Linked DNA regions of Homo sapiens: region 2 is linked to region 1. The links are chromatin loops, found by intact Hi-C in ENCODE. Cell type or tissue: Caco-2. All regions are shown on one strand. Links, peaks and the distances in the headings refer to the core of each region. The heading gives the core; the rest is flanking DNA.

What was found. A loop is a pair of places that touch in the nucleus more often than their neighbours do. Peaks named below come from ENCODE experiments on the same cell type or tissue, not always from the same donor. Only the 100,000 strongest peaks of a DNase experiment are listed, where the experiment ranks them.
Region 2: it touches region 1 in a loop (12-fold over the local background); 12 of 110 quality-filtered maps call a loop at or near these places.

The regions. Positions count from the first base shown.
Region 1 is chr13:99,973,538-99,984,817 of GRCh38, reverse strand. It overlaps ZIC2 (Zic family zinc finger 2), which reads right to left and starts at 3,034. Exons shown (of 3, transcript NM_007129.5): 1 at 1,679-3,034. The coding sequence starts at 2,753. RefSeq lists enhancers at 77-1,276, 5,486-5,995, 9,521-10,061, 10,062-10,604 and silencers at 3,245-3,374, 4,203-4,452. In Caco-2, for the core only: no CTCF peak of the experiment used is centred there; DNase peaks (open chromatin) are centred at 2,981 and 4,201; H3K4me3 peaks cover 3,608 bases; H3K27me3 peaks cover 1,062 bases.
Region 2 is chr13:100,093,743-100,105,022 of GRCh38, reverse strand. It overlaps PCCA (propionyl-CoA carboxylase subunit alpha), which reads right to left. Exons shown (of 24, transcript NM_000282.4): 2 at 2,063-2,140. Among named protein-coding and RNA genes, the nearest start is that of PCCA, 10 kb to the right of the region's middle. RefSeq lists an enhancer at 4,574-4,868. In Caco-2, for the core only: no CTCF peak of the experiment used is centred there; no DNase peak of the experiment used is centred there.

The sequences.
Region 1 (11,280 bases), core at 390-8,389:
CGATCCCCTCTGCGGCAGAACTAAGATCAAATTAACCGCCTTCCCGCCCGACAGTCCTGCTCATTTATTTCGTATTTTACTTTCTTCCAGGCTGACGTCCATCTCCTCAAATTTCTCAGGAATGTGGGGAAGCTCCTAGCCCTGCCTGCCTTTCTAGAGGGCTTCTTGGATTTGCAGCTTCTAACAAGTTGCTCTCGCCACGGAGAAGCTGTTATTATGACAAAATATTTGGGGCATTATCAAAATCACACAGGCTGCTGGGCTGCTGTCGGTTTCTCGCCAGGGCCAGTAAGCAATTACATTTGGAGTTGCTACGTGTTGTTTGGGGGCCGGGCTGTGGAGAGTGACTGAGCCAGTATTTTTCATCCAAAATTCTGCAAATTGAATTAACCACAATTCTAGTCTCACCTCCCGTCTTTAAAAAAATAAGTTGAAGAAAAGGTAAATATTAGAGATAAGGCAGCATCTAGTGACTGCGGAGAGGCACAAGCTGGTGGGCGAGGGTTGGGGGAGTCAGCAAAGCCTTTCAAAACCTCCCCGTTTAATTTTCTGGCTGTCTCTGCATCCTGTTGCCAGAATTCCAAATGCTTGGAGTCATTTAGAGGTGCGAGAACTCAAACGTCGTTCCACTTGGAAAGGGGACCGTTTAACGTTAAATTCCATTAGCACCTAAATTGTTTCTTAAAGACATCCGCTCAGACACAGGACTCGAAAGCGAGCATTTCATGCAAATAAATTTCTCAAATTTTAAACCTTGTTAAAAGCTTGTCTCGCACCTCGGCTCCCTCCCTTCCCGGAAGAGAACAATAGGCCGCTGGCGCATCCCCACTTCGGAGTAAATATTGACGGGGGAAGTTGCTAAAACATTTGGCTTTCTTTTAGGAAATCGTCTGGCACGATTTTGGCTGAGACCTGGTCATAGATGAATAATCTATGAGGCGGGAGGCGCGTTCTTTTGCGGCTCTCTCTTCTCACGCGATCCCCCCGCGGGGCCGCGCTGCCTGGGGCTCTAGCTGACCTGGGGCTCTAGCTGACCTGGGTCCAAGTTGGGAATCGCAAACTCTGTGGTGCCCATTAGAGAATTTCACAAACTGCTGCGAAACCACAGTAAAGCCCCCGCGACCCACCCCGAGACGGGCTTTAAAAACACTTTAAAAATGAGAAACGCATTACAGCTTCGGCTCACACCAGACTCATTTCATGGGAAACAGTCCCGGGAAGGGCGTTTGGACCCCGAGTAAAAGAAGTGGGAAAACACACAAACCACTCAGACAGACATACACTCCGAGCAGAAAAGCACATTCAGACAAGCTGGCAAAATCCTCTCTAGGCTCGCTTCCCGGGCACCGAATTAGCGAGCAGTTTTATTTTGTGCTTTCTACTTAAAACGGAAATTATTAACCGGGGCTGAGCAAACGAAGCAATTGCATGACCCAAGCATACATTTGATGTGAGGCTAATCATTCAAAACTCGATTTCCGCACATGGAAAAACCTAGCCCAATAATATTGTCATCGTCCAACAGAAACAAGCTGCTGGCTCTTTCGTACACGCAAAAACACCTCCCATCCCAGGTCCCCGGCTGGCGGTCTGCGCCCAGCGTCGGCACCCACAGCCTGAGTCTCAGCCTGTGCGTGTCTCCCCTCCGCGCCTGGTCCCTGTCCCAGCCCGCGGTTACCTGTGTGGGTCCTTTTGTGGATCTTGAGGTTCTCGGAGCGCGCGAAGACTTTGCCACAGCCCGGGAAGGGGCAGGGGAAGGGTTTCTCGCCTGTGTGCACGCGGATGTGGTTGACCAGTTTGTATTTGGCCTTGAAGGGCTTGCCCTCGCGCGGACACTCCTCCCAGAAGCAGACGTGGTTGCTCTGCTCCGGGCCGCCGACGTGCTCCACCGAGACGTGTGTCACCAGCTCGTGCATGGTGCTGAAAGTTTTGTTGCAGCTCTTCTTGGGATTGCTCAGTTGCTCGGGGTCGATCCACTTGCAGATTAGCTCCTGCTTGATGCACTGCTGCCGCATATAGCGGAAAAAGGCACCGGGGTGGTGGTGGTGGTGGTGGTGGTGGTGGGCCGCGGCTGCTGCCATGTTCATACCCATGTTCATATTCATGGGGCCGTACTGGTTGTGGAGTTGCGCCGCCGAGTAGGGGTCGGTCCGCGGGCTGGCCACCTGGCGGTATTGCTCCGAGCGCCCGAACACCTCGCCGGGCAGCCCGAGGCGCATCTGCCCGTTGAGCACATTCTGCGAGCCGTGCGGCCCGTGCTGCTCTGGCAGGCCCGGGAAGAGGAGGTGGCCCTGCGCGTCCGAGTGCGCGTGGTGCAGGCCGCCCGCGCCCGGCCCGAACAGCCCGTGCTGCCCGCCGCCCGGCGCCGAGTCCCCGAAGCCGCGGCTGCGGAACAGGAAGTCCCGGGTGGAGTTGAAGGGCGGCCCAGAGTAGGAGCCAACGTGCGCGGCGTGGGGCCCGAGCGCTGCGGCCGCAGCGGCAGCCGCAGCGGAGCCGGGGTAGGCGCCGGGGCCCTGCGACGTGAACGCCGAGCTCTGGCCCGGGGACAGCTCGTGCGCGCCCGGGTTGAGCTTGAAGGCTCCCATGTGCGCGGCGGCGGAGTCAACGAAGCCGTTCTGCGCCGCCGCCAGGCTCAGTTCACGGTCCTGCATCTCGGCGGCAGCCGCCGCCGCCGCCGCGGCGGAGTGGTGATGGTGGCGCGCGAAGCTGCCCACCCCGATGGCCGGGAACTGCGGACCCGCGTCCAGGAGCATGGCCAGCGCGCCCGCCCGCCCCTGCGAGCCCTGCGCCTCCGCGCCGCCTCGACTCCCGCTCCCGATCCGCGCGGTGCGTCCGGCGGCCACCGGGCTCCAGGCGCAGGCGGCGGTGGTGGCGGCCACTTCAGCCCTGGGAGCCGCTCTCCTGCGCCCGCCGCCTCCGCCGCCGCCTGGATCTGCCTCGGGCGGCCGGGCGCGTAGCGAAGGCGCGGAGAGGAAGAGGAGGAGGAGGCGGCGGCGCGGGAGGAGGAGGAGGAGGTGGAGGAGGAGAAGAGTCCAAAGCCAGGCGGAGAACCAAAGTGTATTAAAGGAGCTGCGGCGGGGGCGGGCGGGCAGGGCAGGGGAGGGCGGGCGGGAGGAGGGAGCCGGAGGGAGGTGTGGGGAGCCGAGAGGAGAGGGGGGCTACCGGGGGGCGAGCGCCGCGCCGCAGCCCCCACCCCTGCGCGCACCCGCGCGCGCACGCACACACTCACTCGCACGCCCAGCGGACCCGGAGCCCGGCCGCACCGAGCAGCGCCGGTAGAATGCAGTCACAACCGCGGCGGCCGTGCGCACGCCAGGCAGACGGGCGAGGAGAGGACCGAGGCGAGCTCCGCGCTCGGCACCCGGGGCCAGCGCACCAGCGGCTCCACCTGACCGCGGCGGGGGCGCCGGGGCGGCAGGCGGAGTCCAGGCGTCCTCTCCGCGGCGCTCTGCGGCGACAGCTCCCTCCCCCGCGGCCCTACTCGCGCCGCCCCGCGCGCGGCGGTTATTGTTCGGAGCCGCGGCCGCAGTGTTTAGCCCTCCTCGGCCTCGGCGCTTGGCATTGGCTGCGCCTCGCGTAGTAAACTTGCAGTGGCCACGAATTTCCCCAGATGAAGGCAGCAGCCGCGCCGCTCCCCCTTTCTTTAAGTTGTGCCGGAGGAGGAGGCGGGGGAGTAGGGGGGAGGGGGATGTGGGAGGGGAGAAAGCGAGCAGGGGGAGGGGAGGAGGGGGAGGCTGGGCTGAAAAACAATAACAACAATAAAAAAGTGATCTCTCGCTCGCCTCCTCCCTCCCGCCGGTCGGGCCTGGGCGCTGGGCCCGGAACTAGTGACCGCGCCGCGTGGACCCAGCGCAGTCCGCGACCCGAGGGAGTGTGAGGCCCAGGCGGGCTCCCAGGTCTCGGCTGCGGTGGGCTGCGTTCGCCACCGCCTCCGTTGATTTCGATGGGCGCCGCCAACGCTGCAGCGGCAGCCTTTTATTTTTTATTTTTTGTCTCCTCCTTTTCCTCTCCCCTCCCCCCGCACCCCCTAGTCTCCCGCCCCGGCCTCCCTCCCTCCCTCCAGCTCGAGGCCGGGCCCCCCCGGTCAAACCGCCCCTTTAACGGCGGCTCCCGCCCCGCCCGCCCTCCCGGCGCCGCGATTGGCCGCCGCGGCCTAGTCAGTCCCGCGCCCCCGCCCCGCTGCCGGGCCCGCCCCTCAGTCCTCGCGCTCCCTGAGCTGCTGCCGGCTCAGGCAGCCGCCGAACGTGCCCGTGGGCCCGGCCTGCCATCCTGCCGCGCTTCTCCCGAGACCTCGGCGCCGCGGCTTCTAGTCCTGGCCGACCGCGGCGCTCCCGGGAGCCGGGCGTCCAGCGTGGCTCGGACGCGGGCCCGGGCCGCGGGGTCAGGGCGCCCTCAGCCGGGTCAGGAATGGGAGGCAACCCAGCGCTCCAGTCTTTCTGCGTAGGCCACCGACTTCCCCGGGATCTGAGCAGCTCCCAGCGGACACCGAAAACCCCGGGGACGCCTGGCCCGAGCACTCCAGGCCGCTCGAGAGGTGGCTAACAGCTGGGTCGCCTGGCAGGAGGCTCTGCGCGCGGGGACATTTCAGGCCCGGGGCCTCGCCGGGAGCGCGCCACAAGGAGCGGCGGGGGGCTGGTCTGCTGCCCGCTTGGCACGCTCCCTACTTTCACCCCGCCTTTGTAAACTTGCTCTGTGGCATTGAAACCACAGGTGCAGGACCGTGGGCACAGAGAAAGCCAGGCATGCCCCTTCTTCCCACCCTCCGGACGCCCACCCAGACACCGCCTTCCCCGCCCCCCGCGGCGTCCCCGTCCGCCCCTCGGCGCGCTGAGCTCCCCACCCGCCGCTTGCGTCCTGCTCCGTTTACAGCAGTAAACACTGGGCAGCGGCCCCTGCGTGGAAGGGGGTTGTTCGGAAGTCGTTTAAAGACAGTGTCACCCTCAGGGTAAATGCCCAGAAGCCGGGCCGCGCATCCTTGGGCTGAGAAGTGTGGGAACGCCCGAGACCAAGCGAGACTCAGGCCGGAGTTTGGCTGCGGGTCAGGCTCAGGGTCTCGGGAGAAGAAGCCGTCAGACACGGCAGGGCTTAAACCTTCTAGAAAGCATATATATCCATCCACTCCTTCTCCAGGAGCAGGGAGTACCACCCGGGCGGTGGCCCAGCGGCGAGGCCGCTCCCGGCGCCGCGCCTGGCTGACCGCTGCGGACGTTTCCTGTCCCGCCGCCCAAATCTCGCGCTCCCGAGGTAACTAGAGAGGGAACGGAGGGCCCAGAGGCTGCGGAGGTGTGAAGGGACAGCCTGAGGCCAGCGCCTCGGGCGTGTTCTCCTGGCTGGCCTGGAGAACTGCTTTTATTTATAAATCTCTAGGAGTTGAAATAAAATTAAACGAAGAGAAAATAATAAATTTTTCAGAATTATGTTCTGAAATGAAATAAACAAAAACGCGGGAAGAATCCTCTAGCTCACTATGGCTGGCAGAACCCGGGCTCTCTTGCGCCGGCTCAGGCAGCCTCTCCCGGCTTAAGCGAGTCTCTGCAGGTTGGCGCTGGCCGCAGCCCCTTGCATAAGGAGCCCTGTGCCCTCCCTCCGTCCCATTCTTCCCTGTCCTGGGGGTGGGGTGGGGGTGCAAGAAGGAGGCAGGCTGTGGCATCCTGTCTGAAAGCAAGGCAGTTTGCCTGGAAGATGGAGATTCTCACCTTCCCTGAAAGGAGGAAACGTTCCCATTTCCACACCCCTCTCTCTGTGCATAAAAGGGGGCGGAGGGCACTAGCCAAACTGGCCCCCTAGACCTAAAGGGACCTGAGACATAGACGCAGAGAGAAAAGAGAACATCTTTGGCAGAAAGGCTGCCCTGCCACGTTGAATCCATTAAAAATTGCCTAGTGCAATTTTTGTACTACACACTTGTTTGCTTTATTCATCAATTTTTATGGGAATGGGAGGCGAGCACGAGAGGAGAGTATTTGGAAGGGCTTACTCCAAAAATATTTCCGAAGGAAAATGTTTTCTTGGAGATTGGTTATGAGAATAGCAGACCTGCACATGCAGAGACCTCACTTCCCTTCCTTCTTTCAGGCCATCAGACTTCGAAGTTTTCCTCCTTTCCCACTGTCTTACCCCCTCCCCAGTCCTCCCTCCCTCTCCTCTTTGACCCATTCTCTCTTTCGCTTTGATTTCGCCTTTGCTGCTCCCGCGTTTGGGGATCGCGCGGCTGGGCGCTCGCTCGCGCCGGATTCCAGGGGCCGCGCGCGGCCGGGCGGTGGGGCGGACGCCTTAATTCCCGCCGGAGACCCTACGGGTTGGGCGCTCCTGGCTATTCTTTCCCGGCTCTAGTTCTCCTCTCTCTGCAGGGCACAGAAGAGCTGAGCCAAGTTCAAAGTCACGTCGCCGTCCCTTCTCAGAAGTGCTTTATTTCTCTACAAACCGCAAAACCCCTTTACTTCATGACTTTTTTTTTTTAAGGAAGGAAAGTGAAGAGAGAGCTAGAGAGACCAAGGGGAAAAAAAAAAGCATGCAAAGGCTTTCAGAGTTACTGCCTTAAAAGTAGACTCGGGTTCCTTGGCTGAAGGAAAAAAGCGGCCAAGCGGCGTTATGCACAGTGTGAGTGAATTCAGTTTTTCAACAGGTTTCTGGAAGGGCCCGTCTGTGGCAGTGTCAGGGCCGCAGGACCCACAACTGTCTCCATCCGGCAAACAAGTCCCCTCTTTGTAAATTTCCCAAAACTATGCTTCCGAAATCTTACGGAGGCTGCGTGCGACTGGGCGGCAGGCCGGGGCTTGAGCGGATCCAGCTCAGGGCCGCGGGGGCCAGTGTTCATTTCTCGGCAAGTAGAGGGAATGGCAGCGCGATGGAGAATTGGGGTTGTCTTCAAAAACCAGAAAATCCCGCCAAACACCCGAGCGCCCATCAACCAAAGCACCTCGTTGCGGTTTGTGGGCCTCTGTGAACAGTGTTGACTGAGTTCTTTTGTGGTATGGGGTGTGTTTTGTGTACCTATGCATAAATATAGCGTGTATGCACACACTATACCCTCACACACAAATAGGTATACATTGCTGGACAGGAGAAGTCAAAGAACAAGCAAACAGAATTGACCTTTACATTGAAAAGCAGAAGCTCTCGGTTGCCACACCACTCAAACTTGTAATTTTCCTCTTAAGGAAGAAGGTGGAAACGGGGGTAGTGGGAAAGAGTTGAGAGAAGAAATTAGAGAAACAAGTGACCAAAAAAAAAAAAAAAAAAGCAGGGGGGTGGATTTCATAGGATTCCAGCACCATCATCTGTATCACAGACTCATAAATTCAACAAGATCATCAACAGGATATTAAGTTGCAAGGCACCTTTGATTCCGCCTTCTCAGCCACTCCTGGGCTGGGTGACCCCTGACCCATGAAGGACCACATGTGTGGTGCGGGAGCCCCCTCTATAAAATCCACCTAGAACAAAAGTTCTTTGTTAGTGCTTTAGAGAAGTGTAATGTAAAAGAAGGGGAAATTGTGAAAATCTCAGCCAATGTTGTAACTTTTAAATACCATTTTTAAGAAGTGGGGGTGCTGAATGAGGTTGTGATAGGATAAGGCCCTCTCTAGTTTGCTAAAAGAATGTCTTTTCTTCCTACAGTTAAAATTTACTGTTCTGTAACTGGGCTTATAAAAAGTCTCCATATAAAATATGTGCTCACCAGCAGTTTAGTGATAGGGATGTAAATATTTGTGTATTTGTCAAAAGGGACTCAGAAAAAATAGAAGACATCAACCACCCTGGCCTTTACCCCTGCAATGGTGATAGTCAGTGGTTGTGGTTTTCCAAAAGGAAGAGAATTAATTGTCCTTACTTGTCTTCTCCTTCCTGATGGGAGTGATTCTACTGCTGAAAAACAAACAAAACCAAACAACAAAAAATAGGAGGCATTAGCTTACGTGAATGTGTTTAATTATTCTGAAGACCTATCCTTTGGGCTCCCAGGCGAACTATATCCAGAGAGATTGAATACAGATGACAGGCGAGCAGCTTTCCAATAAACTGCAGTATTATTGCAATAGACTTTGTAATACAATTTATGCTGTCATTCATAAATAACAGTGCCATATGTCAACCATATTGCTTACACAAGTAAATCCATCAACGTGTCACTATTTGATTTATCTCAACAGCTTCTTCAAATATTGAAGTATAGATATTGGAAGGGGTGTGGAGTGGGAGGAACTACCCAAGAAATTTGAGATTTTATTTTTAACCGCACAAACTCTACTTCTCCTTCATTTCCCATCCAAAAACATCCTAAAGGATAAGAGATGAAGGGGAGGAGAAGCACATCGAGGGGCCAACACAAATAAATATTGGGTGGTTATATGAACTGTGAACATGTAAGAGAGTTCTGTCGTTGTTTTGACCTTCTGGAACATATTTTAGAACAATAATGCATTTCCCAAGAAATTGTCAATCCTAATGGTCAACTGTAGGTCAAAGGTCTTTCTCCAACAACCTCCATCTCTGAGGGTAGAAATGACTGCAAACCAAATGAAAGTATTTGATAACAGTCAAATTGTATTGAACTTATTCTTTAGTAGTAAGGAAGTAAAGGGAGTGATAGTTTTTCAATGGCTTTCAACCACAAAGGTGAGGTGGACATGGGATAGGCCCACTTCATGACTGTACAAACAACAAGACAAAACAAATCTCCACAGAATCCAACGTATCAGTCGTGGCCACACAGCCCCAGTCTTCTGCCTTTTCATCCTCATTAAGTCTACATAAGTGTGATAGGGCTATTAGAAGCACTTTTCTGGATACTTTTAGCTCCACACATATCCGTGGAGCCTCAGGACTCAGCGCCACCTCAGGAGGGCAGTAACCCTCCGAGAGCCCCTGGGAGGGCTGCCAATTGCGGAGCGATTCTGAGCACCCCAAGGCCTTGGGCCAGTCGCAGCCCCCAACGCAAGTCAGATTGCGAGTTGCCAAGGCCGGAAGGTGGGGATGGGGGATCCGGTCCCTGCCTCGTGCAGACGGGGCGGGCGGCCAGGAGAGGCTGCCCTGAAACTCCCTGCCTAGTGCCTGGCCAACCTGATTTGGGAAAACCCTTGAACCCAAAGTCACCATCACTTACGGCCCTGGCGAAGCTCTACTAAAATACAGCTGTGCCGGTGCCTTTGCCCACCCCGCCCTAGCTTTTACGAAAGGTCTCAGTGGACCATCAGGCCCTTTCCAGTGTCTGCTAGCAACCCCCTACTTCCGCGCCTGTTAAGCACCCATTGGCGCCCTTGGGCTGGGGTTCAAAGGTCCTTCGATTCCCCTAGTAATTTGGGTGCCCCATTCGCCCTTGAACCCGCCCCTGGCGCGGCCTAAATGACACTAGATGCTCCAAACCCGCCGACACCCAGTCCTTCTGCAGGGAGGCCGCTCTCACAGAAACCACGCGGGACCAGCGAGTCGTAAAGCAATTGCAGGGGCAATAAAGGGCGGTTCGGTGGGTCCCCCAGCTCCTTTCTTGTCCACCCCACCGTCCCCGAGATCCCCCTCCCTCCGCCTGCAGAAACAATCAAACAAAGGCTCAAAAGCCAGGAAATGTCCAATTCACTTCCCTTAGAGTTTATTAATTGCCCACACCCCTCGCAGGAAACTTGGCTGTGTTCGGTGACATACAGAGGGCACCGGGGGAGCGGTGGAGCCTCAGTCCCCCACTACGCGCAGCGGGAAGCCGCAAGCGCCAGCTCGAGCATCCCCAGAGATCGGGTCCCGTGGCCTCCAGGCAGCTGAGCGCGGTTAACTCAGCCAACCTGGGTTCTGGTTAGCTGGCCATTTACTGGGCCTCTCACCTCCCCAACCTACTCGCGCCTTTGTCTGGGGTTGGAAGGAGGTTGGGGTTCGGGGTGCAACCTAGAGGTCTGGAAATACACGCCCCGCAAGAGCCCTTGCTAACTCCAGAAAGGACATTTCCATGGCTTGCCACTTTGCTGCCTCCACGCAGGCACCTCCGCTGCAAAACGCAGAAAGGGGCATGGATTTGAGGACTGGCCCTGACGACCAGCACCACCGTCGAAATATGCGGGCCAAACCCCCAGAAGAATTGGCATAACGCCTTCCACAGCCCCCTGCTTTTAAAACTAGTATTATTATTCCCTTCAGCGCCCTGGAAATTGTTGGTGTTTATTTAGGAAGTGTGACAGAATTATTGGGTCTTCAGAAACTTGGGATGTTAAGGGGGTTTGATTTGGCTCCCAAATAGCTTGAAAAAGAAACAGCGCACCTGGGGTCAGGCGGGTCATCACAATAACAAAAAGCGCTTCTACAAAATAAAAAGCTCTTTTATAAAGAAAGGCAATCCCGGAAATCCACTGCAAGCCTTCCTGATGACCATCTAGCTAGGCCTATTCTCAGGTTTAATTGGCAGGCGGTTTATTGGCGCCTTATTGGTGTTGATTGAAATTTTGCTCCCAGTCTTTTCTTTTAAGAATTAGCATCTCAAGTCGATTTACCTGAGTCAATTATCTTTTTAGGGTCTAGGTTTGGTCATAAATTTGCAAATATTCATTAAACTCACTTTGTAAATATCCCTCTTTCCTATCGCTACCCAAATCTCTATTATTTCCTAAGAAAGTCTTTTCTTTTTTAAGGCTTCCATAAAAAGAAATTGATCAGGGAGCTATATTTGAATTAAGACATATTAAATCGATGACAGATACATATCACGCTGTGTTTAACAAGAGTTGTACAAGGAGGCGGGTTCCAGATTCCGCACGGCTCTGCTACACCATTATTCACATTTTTACAGCCTTTCCTTCATGCCTTCACCCATTAAACCATTAAATTTCAGCAATTCAATAAAACAAAGCAGTTATAATTTTGACGAAAAGCTATTTTGAAGGGGGTGGAGGTACCCATTTTATTGCACAATAAAAATGCTCAACAGTCCATATTAAAGGCTAGCTTGTGTTTATTTTCTTCTTTCTTTATTCATTTTGTTTTGTTTTGTTTTTACTTATAACCTGCAGGATTGAACCCAAAGCTGCCATTACTGCAAGAATTAATGCTTATTGCCAAGAAATTCAAATAAAGGAAACTCATTGGAAATGTTCAGAGAGGAAACGATGACAGTGATAATTCCAAATATGATGCTTTCTCCATAAACTATCCATAGAGATGGCACAGCTCTCGATCAACCTTTGCCTGGTTGGCTTGAAATGTTTTAAGTCTTTGACATAAAAATTGTGAAAGGACTCGTCGTTTCCAAAGTGAGATGAAGATTTTGTTACTGCTGTTTATTAAAATTTTTTCGTTGTG
Region 2 (11,280 bases), core at 1,697-9,696, 120 kb before region 1:
CTATTAGAAAATTGAAAATTGGCCAAGTGCAGTGGCTCATGCCTGTAATCCCAACACTTTGGGAGGCTGAGGCAGGAAGACATTTGAGGTCAGGAGTTCGAGACCAGCCTGCCCAACATGGTGAAACCCTGTCTCTACTAAAAATACAAAAATTAGCCGGGCATGGTGACGTACACCTGTAATCCCAGCTACTCGGGAGGCTGAGGCAAGAGAATTGCTTGAACCTGGGAGGTGGAGGTTGCAGTGAGCCAAGATCACACCACTGCACTACAGCCTGGGTGACAGAGCAAGACTCCATCTCAAAAATAAAAAATAAAAAGGAAAATTGAAAATCACATTTGCCCTGTGTATTAATTGGTTTTTACATTGCTATGAAGATACTACCCAAGACTAGGTAATTTATAAACAAAGGTTTAATTGACTCCCAGTTCCGCATGGCTGGGGAGACTTCAGGAAACTTACAATCATGGCAGAAGGAAAGCAGGACCCTTCTTCACAAGGCAGCAGGGGAGAGTAGTGCAAAGGAGGAACTTCCAAACACTTGTAAGATCTTAAGATCCTGTGAGAACCAACTCACTGTCATGAGAAAAACATGGAAGAAACTGCCCCCATGATCCAATCACCTCCCTCCCTCAACACATGGGGATTACAGGTCGAGATGAGATTTGGATGGGGACAGAGCCAAACCATATCACCCTGCAACTGTGTTTCACATTGTATTTCTACTGAACTGAAGATATGTAGACTCTTTCTTCCTCCAGGCCTCCAGATTCAAAAGAATCTGGAAAGCAGTATTGCGCACTTCAGCACATGATTCAGAAGATACCTCAGACATGTCATTCTCAAATAATCATTCCTGTCAGTTGTATTTTGATGACACTCACCTTGAACAATCCCTTCTTAACCAAAACTCCCGCCCACTTCGATGCCTTCATTGCCATGAAGGCATGAAACCATATTTTATTTCCAATCACTTCTTCTAGTCCCTACAAGGCTCAAACATTATTGTAATAGCATTTTAATTAGAAACCCCTTGTCCTGAAATTTATAATACACAAAATTACCTTCAATCTAAATGAATCATATAGGCCGGGCACAGTGGCTCACGCCTGTAATCCCAGCACTTTGGGAGCTCGAGGCAGGCGGATGACCTGAGGTCAGGAGTTTGAGACCAGCCTGGCCAACATGGTGAAACCCTGTCTCTACTACAAACACAAAAATTAGACGGGCGTGGTGGGGCGCACCTGTAATCCCAGCTACTCAGGAGGCTGAGACAGGAGAATCTCTTGAAGCCGGGAGGCGGAGGTTGCAGTGAGCTAAGATCACACCACTGTACTCCAGCCTGGGCAAAAGAGCAAGACTCCATCTCACAAATAAATAAATAAATAATATAAATATTAAGTAAATGAGGCCAGGTGCACGGTGGCTCATGCCTGAAATCCCAGCACTTTGGGAGGCTGAGGCAGGTGGATCACCTGAGGTCAGGAGTTCGAGACCATCCTGGCCAACATGGTGAAACCCCATCTCTACTAAAAATATAAATGTTAGCCAGGTGCAGTGGTGGGCGCCTGTAATCCCAGCTACTCAGGAGGCTGAGGTGGGAGAATTGTTTGAACCCCAGAGGCGTAGGTTGCAGTGAGCCTAGATCACACCACTGCACTCCAGCCTGGGTGATAGAGCATGACTCCATCTCAAAAAAAAAAAAAAGTATTAAGTAAATGAAAGAAAAACTCAATAGTTTAATTAAATCTCTCAAATGCCCAGTCTTTAAGAACAAATGTTTTCTTAGTTATTCTGCTGGAAACAAAGGAAACACATTGTAAATGCATTCAATTTTTGCTAAAGATATAAATACAAAATTAAAAAGATTCAGACTGTGGCCCACAATGAAAAACAGAATACCTAAAGACTGAGCACCTATAGAAACACACAATGCTAGAGTGATCAATGACCACACAGCCTTAACAAAATCTCATCTGTCCACTGAACACAGTGTGGAGACGAGAAAGTAAAACCATGATAAGTTTAATTTAGTTGTTGAGAATATCTTTTAAATACTTACTTTTTCATTAGGATCATATCCCACTGAACCAAGATTACGGGACACCATTAAGCACTGTCTTGAATAGTACAGAACATGCTACAAAAAAAGGAAAGCAAAATAAATTGCAAATACTTGATGGGCTTTAGAACATTTTTTCAGGATATTTCTTCCAGTTAGGTTCTAGCGAACGTGTCTGATCAATAAATGTAGTTCTAGGCAATATACCATAAATATAATTACAAAAGGGAAATCATATCTACAGACACAGCCCCTTGGTATGTAAGAGAAACCAAAAGCATCAAAACGATCTCCAGAAAAGCAAAACAAGAATTGTCGAGGGGCCAAGCAAATTTGAAGAAAGCCTTTCTGATCATTCAAAAGGATAGAGCAGGGTCAGAAATGTCACAGACCACACAGAACTTTTAAAAACACAAAACGAGAGTCTTGGTCTCAAGGAGCTTCAAATTTAACAGTGGCCAGAACATAATAAAATATTCTTTTTATATTTGCTGATGTCTTCAGCATGATTTCTTATTTCACATTTTCTGGTACAGAAGTGGTTTGGCTGATAAATATGAAAAAGCAATATCAGTAATCAAGGATATTTCTCATTCATTGAACTGTTTGTGAAGAAAGCGTATCTTAATGCTTAAAAACATTAAGAAAAGTGACTAAGCCAGGCACGGTGGTACAGCCTGGAATCCCAGCTACTCAGGAGGCAGAGGTGGGAGTATTACTTGAGCCCCAGAGTTTGAGGTGGCAGTGAGCCAAGATCACACCACTGTACTCCAGCCTAGGCAACAGAGCAAGACCCCACTGAAAAGAGAGAAAAGAAAGGAGAAAAAGAAAAGAGATAGAGAGATACAGAGAGACAGACAGAGACAGAGAGAGAACTTCCCAGTAGTCACTGTTAAAGCTAGAAGGAAAAAAATGGAGGAAAAAAACCAGCAAAAGGCAACCAACAGGTACCACCTCTTAGAACTTTCTAAGATGATAACGACTCAAATAAGAAACAAAATGTTCTTATAGCAACATTTTTAAATGAACTGAAAAATTTGTACAACTATTTTTTAAAGAGTCGGGCACCATGGCTCATGCCTGTAATCCTAGCACTTTGGGAGGTCAAGGCAGGTGGATCACCTGAGGTCAGGAGTTTGCGACCAGACTGGCCAAAATGGCGAAATCCCGTCTCTACTAAAAACACACACAAAAAAATTAGCGGGGCATGGTGGCACACACCTGTAGTCCCAGCTACTCAGGAGGCTGAGGTAGAATTGCTTGAACCCAGGAGGTGGAGGTTGCTGTGAGCCTAGATCCTGCCATTGCACTCCAGCCTGGGCAACAAGAGCGAAACTCCTCAGAAAAAATTAATTAATTATTTAATTAATTTAAAAAATGTAATCTCTGTATAAAAGTGGAGGTAAAAGATACAAAAAGATATAGTTTATAAAATAAAACCTTTACCAAGTAAAAGACCAAGAACAAGAAGGAACTGTGAACGGGAAATTATTACTGTGTCCCTATTAAAGATCAAGACTATCTCTCATATATTCCTTCAAGCATAACTGTGAGTTACAAGAGTATTATCCCCAATTTTATGACAAAGTTGAGTCCCAAGGACTTTAACTTTTCAAAGGTCACAGGCTGAGGCTGTAATGGTTATAAGATTTAACCACAGATTGGTCAAGAGCTTTCTGAAATTTTTTATTTCTAGATAAGAAAAACAGTGGCAATTCCCAGATAAACACTAATATCTACTCAAAGATATGATATTGTTCCACAGAGCTTGCACACATGTGAACTTGTAATAATGTGGCCTAAAGCTGTAAAAAGCATAGATGCCTCCCGGTTACCCAGTAACTAGAAGTAGAACTCGGGCCGGGCACGGTGGCTCATGCCTGTAATCCCAACACTTTGGGAGGCTGAGGCGGGCAGATCACTTGAGGTTGGGAGTTCGAGACCAGCCTGACCAACATGGAGAAACCCCATCTCTACTAAAAATACAAAATTAGCTGGGCATGGTGGTGCATGCCCGTAATCCCAGCTACTCGGATGGCTGAGGCAGGAGAATCGCTTGAACCCGGGAGGCGGAGGTTGCAGTGAGCCGAGGTTGCAGTGAGCCAAGTTTGTACCGTTGCACTCCAGCCTGGGCAAAAAGAGCGAAACACTGTCTCAACAAAAAAAAAAAAAAGAAGAAGTAGAACTCGTACAAGCAAACACAACTATAACAGAACAACTACCAATGTGAACCATTCCCACGACAAGTCTGAACTGGTTTGGAATGAGCCCCATAAAGGCTCTGTTCCTGTTTCCTCCTGGGAGACATTCATGGAAGGTCAAAAATGAAGAATCAGGTCAACACTCAGACCATTTGTGTAAAGCCACAACATAAAGTTTATTTTCTAAATGAAGGAAAACGTTTGAAGAAGTCTGCTAATTTGGACCTCTACACAGAATTTTAACGTTTGTTGTTTTTGTTAAGCATGTAACAAACTGGCTACACGCCCAGTCCAAAATTCTTTGTAAGGTATTTCCTAGCAACAAAGGTTCTGAGAAAGAACTTTAATCAATTCTGTTTATAAAGGCTAGCCAATCACAGCCAAAATGAGAGAGGTCAGCGTGTGCAAAATGACTCCCCAGTAACATATTGCCACTGGTTCTCTCCCACAGGAATAATGATTTCCTGTATTTTCCACACATAGAAAAGAAATGCCTGAAAATGGCTTGGCACATAGGAAGTGGCATTGACCCTCAGAGTCACAAGACTTGGGTCAACTCTCAGCTGTGAGTCATTGAGCTAATCATTTCTCTGGGCCCCCGTTTCCATCTACAAAATGTAGGTGATGACACCTCCCTGATTTCCTAGGGAGTTATTAAAAGGATCAAATGAGTTTTTATAAACAGTAAAGTGCCAAAAAATGTAAGGTTTTACATGAAAACTAAATCCAAATATGTAACTGTCACCTTCTTTCTTAAAATTATACCAGAACCACTTGGGAATTACCATTAGAGAATAATATAGTCAATAAGAGTTCTGGTCTAGACTCAGATTCTGACCTGGATTCAAATCTTGGCTCTGACATTTCCTAGATATATAGAAAGTTTCTTCATTTGTACACTGGGGATAATAATAGTACTTATCTAGGTCATAATGCTGCTATGAGGATTAAATGAGAATGTCTAACATGGCTAGCACAGTCTTGCATATATTATCATCAGCACACAATAACTTACACAAAAAGCGGGGGAAATGGTAGGCTTTTAGACAAACTGGATGCATGCCTTCCAGCCACTGCAAACAGGGAAACAAATCCTGTTTGCAGTGGCTGGAAAAAAATCCTTTCTTAAGATTAGATAGCACCAGCTGGGCACAGTGGCTCACGCCTGTAATCCCAGCACTTTGAGAGGCCGAGGCAGGTGGATCACAAGGTCAGGAGATTGAGACCATCCTGGCTAACACAGTGAAACCCTGTCTCTACGAAAAATACAAAAAATTAGCCGGGTGTGGTGGCAGGCGCCTGTAGTCCCAGCTACTCGGGAGACTGAGGCGGGAGAATGGCGTGAACCCGGGAGGCAGAGGTTGTAGTGAGCCGAGATCACGCCACTGCACTCCAGTCTGGGTGACAGAGCAAGACTCCATCTCAAAAAAAAAAAAAAAAAAAAGATTAGATAGCACCTACTTTCATAAGCAAGATGTGGCCTCACGTGGCAGTTAAAACTGGTAAATCCACTGGCAAATATCTTAAAGAACAATCTGAACACTATTTCTGCCAAAACCAAAACTACTGTTGTTAACATACCCGCAGTAGCATTCAGATGAATAATACTAAATAACTCATTATGAGATAAATTCATTATCAGAATGCATTCTGCTTCAAAGAAGAAACTATCCTCAAAACTGGGTTAATGGAGCTATAAAATGATCTCACCAAGGTCAAAGTAAACATTAGTTTACTTCATCTTGCTTCATCTCTAAAATTCCAGGTGAAGGTCTTATCCATGTATTATGACACGGTATTTCATCATGCATTGTAACAGAGCCCATGCCCTTCTCTGAAGACACTTAATTAGGTCTGGCTTTTTCCTGGAAGCACAGCTTTTCTTTCAAATAGACTATTTAGTCTTCAGGATCTTAGAGACCATTCCAATCTTCAGTGTCTGCCAAAAGCCAAGTTGAACACCTAATATTTGAGAGAGATGTTCAAGACTCAAGATTCTCTGGGCTCTGCCTCTGTACTAAGCTCAAGCACCAGGAAACTATACATGTCAACTCTAGAGCTCCATCATCCCACCCTTGACTCTTCCGCCAGGCCATTCTTCCCCATCCCGCTGTAGCAGATGTTGTCAGTGGCCACTCAGATCCTCTCTAACTGCTGTGTTGACAACTAACGGCTCACACCTGCACCCTCATCTCGACCATGTTCCTCAACTATACAGCTCTCCATCAAGCCTGAGAGCTCCCCCGACCCTGCCTGGCCAAGGGCTGACTAACACTGCATTCAAAAGGCCAGTCCCAGCACCTCAAGGTGGGACTTGATTAGTAGCACAATCTGTGCCCTAGAGCTGTTCCATCCAATATGGCAGCCACGAGCCACATTCAGATGTGCTCTAAGAGTAAACTACACACTGGATTTTGAAAACTTAGTACCCAGAAAATGTAAAAGACCTCATTAGTGAATTTTTACATTTACATATTCAAATAATACTTTGAATATTTGAATATATTAAGTAAAATATATTAATTTCACCTTATTTTACTTTTTTTGTTTTTTTAAGAGATGGGGGTCTCACTATGTTTGCCCAGGCTGGACTGCAGTGACTACTCACAGGCACAATTATAGCCCATGGCAGCCTCTAACTCCTAGGCTTAAATGATCTTCCCACCTCAGCCTCCTAAGTAGCTGAGACTACACATCCCTGCCACCACACCTAGCTTCATTGTACTTTTTTTTTTTGAGACAGGATCTCACTATGTTGCCCAGACTGAAGTGTAGTGATAGGATCATAGCTCACTGCAGCCTTGAACTCCTGCATTCAAGCAATCCTCCCACCTCAGCCTCCTGAATAGCTGGGACTATGGATGCATGTCACCATGCCCCACTAATTTTTTTATTTTTTGTAGAGACTGGGCGGCTGGGGGGTTCTCACTATTTTCCCCAGGCTGGTCTTGAACTGCTGGCCTCAAGTGATCCTCCCACCTTGGCCTCTTTGCTTTACTTTGTTAACATAAGTATTCGAAGATTTGTGTTTGTTTGTTTTTTGAGACGGAGTCTCACTCTGTCGCCAGGCTGGAGTGCAGTGGTGCCATCTTGGCTCACTGCAACCTCTGCCTCCCAGGTTCAAGCAATTCTCCCGTCTCAGCCTCCCGAGTAGCTGGGATTACAGGCATGTGCCACCATGCCTGGCTAATTTTGTATTTTTAGTAGAGATGGGGTTTCTTCATGTTGGTCAGGCTGGTCTCGAACTCCCGACCTCAGGTGATCCACCTGCCTCGGCCTCCCAAAGTGCTGGGATTACAGGTGTGAGCCACTGCACCCGGACCATTCTTTTATTTTTTAATTGAGATGTAATTCACATACCATAAAATTCACCCTTTTAAAAAAGTATACAACTCCGTGGTTTTTAGTATATCCACAAGGCATGGAACCATGATGGCTACTGATTCCAGGACATTTTTTATCACCCCAAAAAGACAACCCTTAACTATTCGCAGTCACTCCCATCCCCTCTCCTCCAGGCCCTGGGCAACCACTAATCTACTTTCTGTCTTCATGGATCAGTCTATTCTGGAGACTGCATATAAACACAAAATCACACAATAGCGACCTTGTGTGTCTACCCTTCAAAAGTCACTCTTAATTCCTTCCTTTCCCTGTTTGTACATACCTTACAGATACTGTAGGTTCAGGTCCAATTAATTATTGTTCAAAACAGTTATTGCTCAAAAATGCTAACAATCATCTGATCCTTCACCATGTTAGCCAGAATGGTCTCAATCTCTTGACCTTGTGATCCACTCGCCTCGGCCTCCCAAAGTACTGGGATTACAGGTGTGAACCACTGCGCCCGGCCTCACTTCTTTTCTTAAACCCCATGAACCAACCTCTGCTTCCAAGTTTTCTTCTGCAGCATCCTCACCTCTCTCAGCCTTCGCAGAACTGAAGCGAGGACCTTGCGCTGGATTAGGCTATGGCTTAAGGAAATGTTGTGGCTGGTTTGATCTTCTATCCAAACCACTAAAGCTTTCGCCATATCAGCAATAAAGCTGTTTCACTTTTTTTAATCAGTTGTGCGCTCACTGGAGTAGCACTTCTAATTTCCTTCCAGAACTTTTCCTTTGCATTTACAATTTGGCACAAGAGGCCCAACTTTCAGTCTATCTTGGCTTTTGACAGGCCTTCCTCACTAAGCTTAATGATTTCTAGTTTTTGATTCAAAGTGAGAGATGTGTGACTCTTCCTTTCACTAGAACGCTTAGAAGATTATTAATTGGCCTAATTTCAATATTGTTGTATCTCAGAGAATTAGGGAAGCCTGAGGAGAGGGAGAGACATAGGGGAATAACTGCTTGGAGAAGTCAAAACTCACACATTTATCAATTATGTTTCTCCAACTTATATGGGCGTGGTTCACGGCACCCCAAAATATTTACAATAAGAATATCGAAGATCACTGATCACAGATCACCATAACAGACATAGTAATAATGAAAAAATTATCAAAATGTTTCACAGAGACACCAAGTAAGTATGTGCTATTGGAAAGATGACACCAATACAGTTGCTCAAAGCAGGGTTGCCACAAACCCTCAATCTGTAAAAACAACAAAAAAAAAGCAGTATCTGCAGGGTCAATAAAGCCAAGATATGAGGTACATCTGTATCTGCCTTCAAACCCCACAGCAAGATACTGGCTCTAGCTCCAAAATACATTCCAAGTCTGACCAGTTCTCAGCAACTCCAGTGCCCTAGCACAAGTTACCATCATCTCTAGCTTGGTCTTCTACAACAGCTTCCTGATGGGTCTCTCTGTTTCCACTCTTCCCACCCCAGTCCCCAATCCTACTCCCACCCCTACTAAGACATTCGCTACGTACTAGTCACAAACGTCTTTTCCAAACATAAATTCAATGTGCTTAAATGCCTCCAACTGGACTCTCATTACTAAATTCCAAATACAAGCCCCTGATGACTCTGTCCCGCCTACCCACTCCTCCTCCCTCATCTCCTAAGATCACCCCCTCATTCAGTTCACTCCAACCACAGCAGCCACATTCATCCCTTAATTATGCCAAATGCAATCTCCCCTCAGAGCTTTTGCCCTGGCACTCCTTGGTCTGCAATGCTAGGCCCCCATATAGTCACATGGCTGGCTGGCTCAGTTTCCTGTCCAAATGCCACATGCTCAGAAATGTCCCCCATGGTCTCATTAGGTAACATCCCCAACTCAGCACCACTACCACTCTCTATCCCATTAACCTATCTTTTTCCTTCGAGAGCACTTCTCACTCTCTGAACTTTTCTATTTATACGAGCACAGTCTCCTTACTCAAATGTAACCACAATGGGAGCAGAAACAGTCACAATTATATTCCCAGCTCTAAGTAGTGTCTGACACATACTACGTGTAGGTGAATTGAACGATAGCCCCTAAAATGATGTGTCCACGTCCTGGAACCTGTGATAAAGTGTCTTTGCCAATACAACAAAGTGAAGGATCTTGAGATGAAATCATCCTAGATCTTGTCATGGCCCTAAATCCAATGAAAAGTGTCTTTATAAAAGAATGAGAGGGAAAGACGCACAAGAAGGAGGAGGAGAAGGCAGCCATGTGAAGACAGAGGCAGAGACTGGAGTGATGCAGCCACAAGCCAAGGAATGAATGCAGCCACCAGAAGCTCAAAGAGGCAAGAAAGGATTCTCCCCTAGAGCCTTCAGGCGAAGCATGGCCCTGCTCATGCCTTGATTTCAGACTTCAGGCCTTTAGTACTGTGGGAGAATGAATTTGTTGTTTTAAGCCACCAGGTCCATGGTCATTTGTACAGCAGCTCTAGGAAACCAAAGGTTTCTTGAATAAATAATACCAAAGAGAGGGCAGGCACGGTGGCTCACATCTGTAATCCCAGCACTTTGGGAGGCCGAGGCAGGCGGATCAATTGAGGTCAAGAGTTCAAGACCAGCCAGGCCGACATGGTGAAACCCCGTCTCTACTAAAAATATAAAAATTAGCTGGGCATGGTGGCACATGCCTGTAATCCCAGCTACTCAGGAGGCTGAGGCAGGAGAATCACTTGAACCCCGGAGGCGGAGGTTGCCGTGAGCGGAGATCACACCACTGAACTCCAGCCTGGACAACATGAGACTCTATCTCAAAAACAAACAAACAATACCAAAGAGAGTATGCCACATGGATGCTGTATTAGGTTTTGTGAATGAAATCACAAAACTGTATCTTCCAACATTCTTTAAATTCACTTTTATTTTGATCTTATTAGGTTGATCCCATCAGTTTGTGGGGTTTTTTCTAACGAAAATGTCAATAGGCATTTAAAATAAAGAAACTAATTTTTGAAAGTTATGCAATATGCTTATCTTTCAAAAAATATAATTTTGCTTCAACTATTCAAGAGTGTTGTCAAAAGCAGTATTTTTTGTATATAACACTTTACCATGCTACTAAAATTATTCTCATTAAAGATCAAAGATCTTTTCAAATTCTTTCACCAATCTTTTTTTTTTTTTTTTTTTTTTGAGACAGATTTTCGCTCTTGTTGCCCAGGCTGGAGTGCAGTGGTGCAATCTCGGCTCACTGCAACCTCCACCTCCTGGGTTCAAGTGATTCTCCTGCCTCAGCCTCCCAAGTAGCTGAGATTACAGGCATGCGCCACCATGCCCGGCTAATTTTGTATTTTTAGTAGAGACGGGATTTCTCCATGTTGGTCAGGCTGGTCTTGAACTCCCGACCTCAGGTGATCTGCCTGCCTCGGCCTCCCAAAGTGCTGGGATTACAGGCATGAGCCATCGTGCCCAGACTTTTTTTTGAGACAGGGTCTTGCTGTGTCACCCAGGCTGTAGTACATTGGTGTGATCACAGCTCACTGCAGCCTTGACCTCCTGGGCTCAAGTGATCCTCCCTCCTCAGCCTCCCAAGTACCTAGAACCACAGGCACGTGCCACCACACCCAGCTAATTTTTATTTTATTTTATTTTATTTTGTAGAGATAGCCGGGGGTGGGG